Linked DNA regions of Homo sapiens: region 1 is linked to region 2. A link is a contact called in ENCODE Hi-C or POLR2A ChIA-PET data. All regions are on one chromosome and are shown on one strand. The core of a region is the stretch at or near the end of the contact, and the rest is flanking DNA. Distances in the headings are between cores, read along the strand shown. Region 1 has its middle 98 kb from the start of RDUR. Region 2 overlaps NFKBIZ (NFKB inhibitor zeta).

Region 1 (2,915 bases), core at 355-2,854, 180 kb after region 2:
CAAGGTCTCACTGTGTTGTTCAGGCTGGTCTTGAACTCCTGGACTCAACTGATCTGCCCACCATGGCCTCTCAAAGTGGTGGGATTACAGGCATGAGACATTGTGCTCAGCCTGCCTTTGATAATATTTTCATTATTTGAGTTTGTGAAATCTAACTTCATTCTTCTTTTGAAAACGGAGACCTTAATTTGCTTTTCGTCAGTTACCTGGCACAGCTAGCCTTCTCTGCATTTCTTTAAAGATTCTTGAGATTCTTTCCTGTCTCACTCTCTCAAAGAAAATAAGTATAAGTGAATTACCACTAAGTACAAAGAACATTAAATTTAAACTTGCATGTTTCTAATGGGAATTACCATTTCCAAAGCAATGAGTGTGTGTGACTGTGTGTTTATGTTCATGTCAACATAAATATGTGTTTATGTTGGAGAAAAGTTTACGGCAGAAGAAGGTACCAGTGGCTTACTTTTATTCTCCCATGGTGTCTGAGGACCAGGAAAGAGTTAGAGAAACAAGCCTCCATAAACGCAACATATGGAGTTAGAACCTCACTATGTTGAGCTTGCTTTTAACTTTATTTTCTACTTCTAGTTCTTATTGGCCAGAGTATAGGCTTTTAATGGGGAAGACTTATAGACCGAAAGAAATCAAGAATCTGCTGCCTTCATAGAACTCATTTCTACATTGCAAATCCTGAGTATGTTGACTTCAAGACCAATTAAAACAAAACCAAATTAAATAAACAAAAACAGCTCCAAACGCCAATGGTTATTTCAGACCACAGAGGGGTAAATAAAAGCTTGAATGCTTAAAACCATTGGTTTTGATAAAAGTTATTAGAATTGATGATGCCTCTGCCAAAAATTCACAGTGCCATTGGCTGATATGGCTTTCCCCCCAATTAAAGCTTTCATCTTTAAATGATCTGTGAATAGACAAGACCACATAGTTTATACTTGTTGAAAATGCTACCACATTCCCTTTTTTTTTGGACAAGGTCCTGCTCTGTGGCCCAGACTGGAGTGCAGTGGTATGACCATAGCTCACTGCAGCCTTGAACTCCTAGGCTCATGAGATTTCTTCATCGGCCTCCAGAGTAGCTAGGACTACAGGCCCAAACTAGCACACTGGGCTAATTTTTAAGTTTTTTTTTTTTCTAGAGAGAGTGTCTCACTATGGTGCCCAGACTGGTCTTAAACTCTTGGCCCCAAGATATCCTCACCTCAGCCCTCAGCCTCCCAAAGTGTTGGGATTACAGGCATGAACCACCATGCTTAGCCCCACATTTCTTTTTTCTTTCTTTGTTTCTTTTTTTTTTTTTTTTTTTAACCTTTGTAAGCTTGACATTGTAAAGATTCTTCTAAATTAAGCTATGAGGTTTGCTATTTTGGGCACCCTTCTCGGCAAGCCCATGCCTTGTGACATTACTTCTGCTTTGTTTACCAATAGTGTGTGTCAGGGCTGCTGGTTGTGGCAAACTCAGCCACAAGAGAAGAAGCTGAGAGAACTTTATCTCTCTCACTTGAAGGCACCAACATACTGGAAGGGGAATCTGGAAGATCCGGTGGTCATAAGACATATCATTTATGCATGGTAACTTCTCTCCTAATGAAGTTTAGCAACTAAGATTGTTTCTGGTTTCAGTCTGAAAGAAGGTTCCTATTCATGAAGTACTTCTTGTGTGAAACGGCACACAGTCATCATTTACTTCACAGCTGAACTTTGGTATGAGCTGCTTAACTGCTTTCTTTGACAATAGTTTTTAACCTATTTGCATATTTCCATCAGATTAATCTTTCCAAATCATGGTTCTGATTGTCAGGATAATGATGTATCTACAACTCCTGCCCAAGATAGAATTTCCTTCCTTCCTTCCTTCTTTCCTTCTTTCCTTCCTTCCTTCCTTCCTTCCTTCCTCCCTTCCTCCCTGTCTTTTCTTTCTTTCTTGGAGTCTTGCTTCTTTGCCTAGGCTGGAGTGCAGTGGTGTGATCTCAGCTCACTGCAACCTCTGCCTGCCAGGTTCAAGTGATTCTCCCACCTCAGCCTCTCAAGTAGCTGGGACTACAGGTGCATGCCACCATGCCTGGCTAATTTTTGTATTTTTAATAGAGATGGGGGTTTCACCATGTTGGCTAGATTGGTCCTGAACTCTTGACTTCAAGTGATCTGTCTGCCTTGGCCTCTCAAAGTGCTGAGATTATAGTCTTGAGCCACCACACCAGGCAGAATTTGCTTTCTATCTGGAAGAGTGAAGGAAAAAAAATCATATTTCTACTTTATCATCATTGAATATTTTCTTAATTGGAAAAAGCCTTACAGATAAATATTACTCCTTGGCAAAGAAAGCAATTGCCATTATAATACATCTTCGGGAGAGGGATATCCAAACTAATACTCAATTTACCAGGTAATCTCAAATTTTGTTCAGTTGACATTTGTTGAAATTATTTTACTATTGTCTACTTCATGTTTTCAGTCTGGCACAGAGGAATCACAGTATAAACACAATGTAGATTATATGTACAACTGAACAACAGATGTTAGGTAAACTTGTATTTTCAACATTCCATAAAGTTATCCTGAGATAACCATTTTTTAAAAATTAAAATTATTATAGTATGTAGTCTATTCACTTGTGACATAAAGAGCTAGTGCTCACCAAACATTGTATGTGTTTCCATTTATTTTCTAGCCTCTTTTGCCTTTCAGTTGGGGCCACATGCCTAGTTCTGGCCAGTGAATAATAAGTGGAAGAGGGGGCGGTTCCAAGATGGCCAAGTAGGAACAGTTCCAGTCTACAGCTCCCAGCACGAGCAATGCAGAAGACAGATGATTTCTGCATTTCCAACTGAGGTACCAGGTTCATCTCACTGGGGATTGTCAGACAGTGGGTGCAGGACAGTGGGTGCAGTGCACCA
Region 2 (2,863 bases), core at 295-2,794:
TCGAATTGTAAAGATGCTTTTTCTCATGCATTGAAATTATACATTATTTGTAGGGAATTGCATGCTTTTTTTTTTTTTTCTCCCGAGACAGGGTCTTGCTCTGGCGCCCAGGCTGGAGTACAGTGGCATGATCTTGGCTCACTTCAGCCTTGACTTGGGCTCAAGTGATCCTCCTACCTGAGCCTTCTGAGTAACTGGAACTACAGGTGTGCACTCCTCGCCTGGCTAATTTTTTATTTTTTGTACAGGCAGGATCTTGCCACCTTGCCCAGGCTGGTCTTGAACTCCTGAGCTCATGCCATCTGCCTGCCTTAGTCTCCCAAAATGCTGGGATTACAGGAGTGAGCCACCATGCCCGGCTGGCAGTTGCATGGAAGAGAACACCTCTTTATGGCTTACCCTCTAGAATTTCTAATTTATGTGTTCTGTTGAAATTTTTGTTTTTTTACCTTTATTGAAACAACAAAAAGTCAGTATTGAAACATATCTTCCTGTTTTCTGTTGTCAAATGATGATAATGTGCCATGATGTTTTATATATATCATTCAGAAAAAGTTTTATTTTTTAATAACATTCTATTAACATTATTTTGCTTGCCGCTGGCATGCCTGAGGAATGTATTTGGCTTTGATTACACACTAAGTTTTTGTAATAAATTTGACTCATTAAAAACCTTTTTTTTTTAAAAAAAAAAAAAAAGAAAATCTCATTAGTGAACTTATCTTTGCAGCTGAGTACTTAAATTCTTTTTAAAAAGATACCCTTTGGATTGATCACATTGTTTGACCCAGTATGTCTTGTAGACACGTTAGTTATAATCACCTTGTATCTCTAAATATGGTGTGATATGAACCAGTCCATTCACATTGGAAAAACTGATGGTTTTAAATAAACTAATTCACTAATATTATTTGTCTTACATGCATTTTCTTTTCCTAGTGCCTTATTTCCCTAGATAGAAAAAGTACTATTGATGATTTTAAATACCTTTGAGTTAGTTAATTTATGTTAATTTGGGTTTTTTGGAGAACATGTTTCCTGAAAGTATACAAGATTTAACATCAAAATCTATTTGCTAAGTTTACTAGGAGAAGTCTGTTAGGTTTTGAAATTATCATGGAAGTTTAATAGATGCTGTCGATCATTCACATGTTTAGATGCTTAAAAAAAAAAAAAAAAGCTAAGTGGGAGCAGTGAATCATAGGAATAACAGTTTGGAGATTACCAGGATCATCCTTAGAGAGATGTAAACCTGGGAAAGGTTCTTCCCTTTGCCAGCAAGCCATTTTGACGTGTGAGAACAAACACATCAATATCTGTCAGTATGTTGTTACAATTATTGCACATATATTCTAGTTCTTACAGCTGTTTTGAGAATCTGGTGAAAGCTATGAATCCTTTCCCTGGAAAATGCAAATATATGTATACACACAAATGCTGTGTGCAATATTTGGGGCTTCACAACCTTTAGAAGACCATGACTCACAAGAATCCACTTTAGTTTCATTTCTGCACATACTTTTCTTCTTTCGTATAACAAAATCTTGGGTAATTTGCTTTGCAAATGCAACTTGTTAACCAGAACAGCAGAAATGATGTACTCCCACTGAACATAGCCCTACAGTGAGCTTTACCCAAGTGAGCTTCTATGTTCTCTCTTAATCCCAAATTCTCTCATAGTTGAACCAGTATCTAGCAAGTATGTTTGTGTGTGCGTGTGTGTGTGTGCAAAGATGTAAATAATTTGAGGCTAAGACATATAAGACATTTCTTAGCCTTAAGATGTTTACGTGAGAGACATGGCATGTACTTTATTAGGTAAACTATGTTAAATAGCATTTAAAAAGAGATTCAGAAGGGACATTTCTTTCTGACTGGGGAGGATTCAAGGTAGAGCATTTGAACTGTATCTTCTGAATAGTTGATTTGGATGTTCATATAAAGGGAGGAGAGGCAGATGAAAGAAACAAACAGCATGAACCAAAGCATAGGCGTCTGTGGGAATAGCAGGTGATTTTAATATAGTTAGTTAGACTCTGGAAGTGGCCAATAAGGTTCATCTTGTGTTCCACCTCTGACTGGTAATATTTTTGAGTATCAAGTTGAGAAAGATCCTCAGGCTCGTAGGGGCTTCAGGAGAAGGTTGCTGGATTGAACCTTCAGGAGAGGTTGCTGTGATTGGTGCGTGATATCTGCCACAGGAATATGGGAAATGGCTCTTGATTGAATACATCTTAAAGCCTCACAGAAGCCAAGACTGTGTGCTCATTGCTGCAACTTCAGTGCCTAGCACAGTGCCTGGCACATGGAAATAGTTCATAAAATATTGGTTGAATGAACGAATATATGCCAATCCTGGTTAGAGTCACTGGTTTTGTTGGGGGAGGTGATGTTTTGAGCCAGAGTTATACTATTAATTACTAATGAATTATTGGCTATCATGGTTCTGAATTTAATTCTGCCACATGATTTCACAGTGACATGGATGATATGTTAATGAAAATGGGCATGGGCATAGTTGGACTCATTAAGGAAAAAAATCAGGCAGTCTGTCTTTGCAAAGGACTGTTAGTGCTGTAGTTTGATATTGACTAAGGAATCCCTACAAGAGTCAGAGACCAAATCTTCCAGCTCAATTTGTTAGTCAAATCAGTAACATTTAATATCCTTTCTATATTTTTACTTAATCAGGACAGGAAAATTTCCTCAAATGTCTCTGACTTTTAACAAATGTCAACTTAAACATACGACCACTAACTTCCATTTTCTGATAACCTCAGTTGTTCTGTATTGAATACGACCTCAGAGAGAAATCAGCTTCAGTCACTGGCTAAGTTTGTGATGGTTCCTCTGAGATCAGGCC

What was found. Hi-C counts contacts between places; a loop is a spot of excess contacts on that map. ChIA-PET counts read pairs that join two places held with the same protein, here RNA polymerase II (POLR2A). Pooled maps may share reads with other maps.
Region 1: a map with no recorded cell type shows a loop between it and region 2 (2.4-fold over the local background). The contact joins two enhancer-like sites. A Hi-C loop is called at or near these places in 2 of 168 maps with a recorded cell type or tissue (B cell and GM12878), 15 of 37 single-sample maps with no recorded cell type and 7 of 50 pooled maps. POLR2A ChIA-PET finds 5 or more read pairs at or near these places in 5 of 52 experiments (GM12878, activated B cell, activated CD4-positive, alpha-beta T cell and 2 more).

Annotation. Positions count from the first base shown.
Region 1 is chr3:102,037,172-102,040,086 of GRCh38, forward strand. No RefSeq gene overlaps it. Among named protein-coding and RNA genes, the nearest start is that of RDUR, 98 kb to the left of the region's middle. Within about 2 kb of position 1,605, at least 4 of the 41 ENCODE cell types and tissues checked have a DNase peak (open chromatin) inside an H3K27ac peak, as active enhancers do; they include B cell, where a contact is called at or near this core.
Region 2 is chr3:101,860,116-101,862,978 of GRCh38, forward strand. It overlaps NFKBIZ (NFKB inhibitor zeta), which reads left to right. Exons shown (of 12, transcript NM_031419.4): 12 at 1-907. Among named protein-coding and RNA genes, the nearest start is that of NFKBIZ, 12 kb to the left of the region's middle. Within about 2 kb of position 1,545, at least 2 of the 41 ENCODE cell types and tissues checked have a DNase peak (open chromatin) inside an H3K27ac peak, as active enhancers do; they include B cell, where a contact is called at or near this core.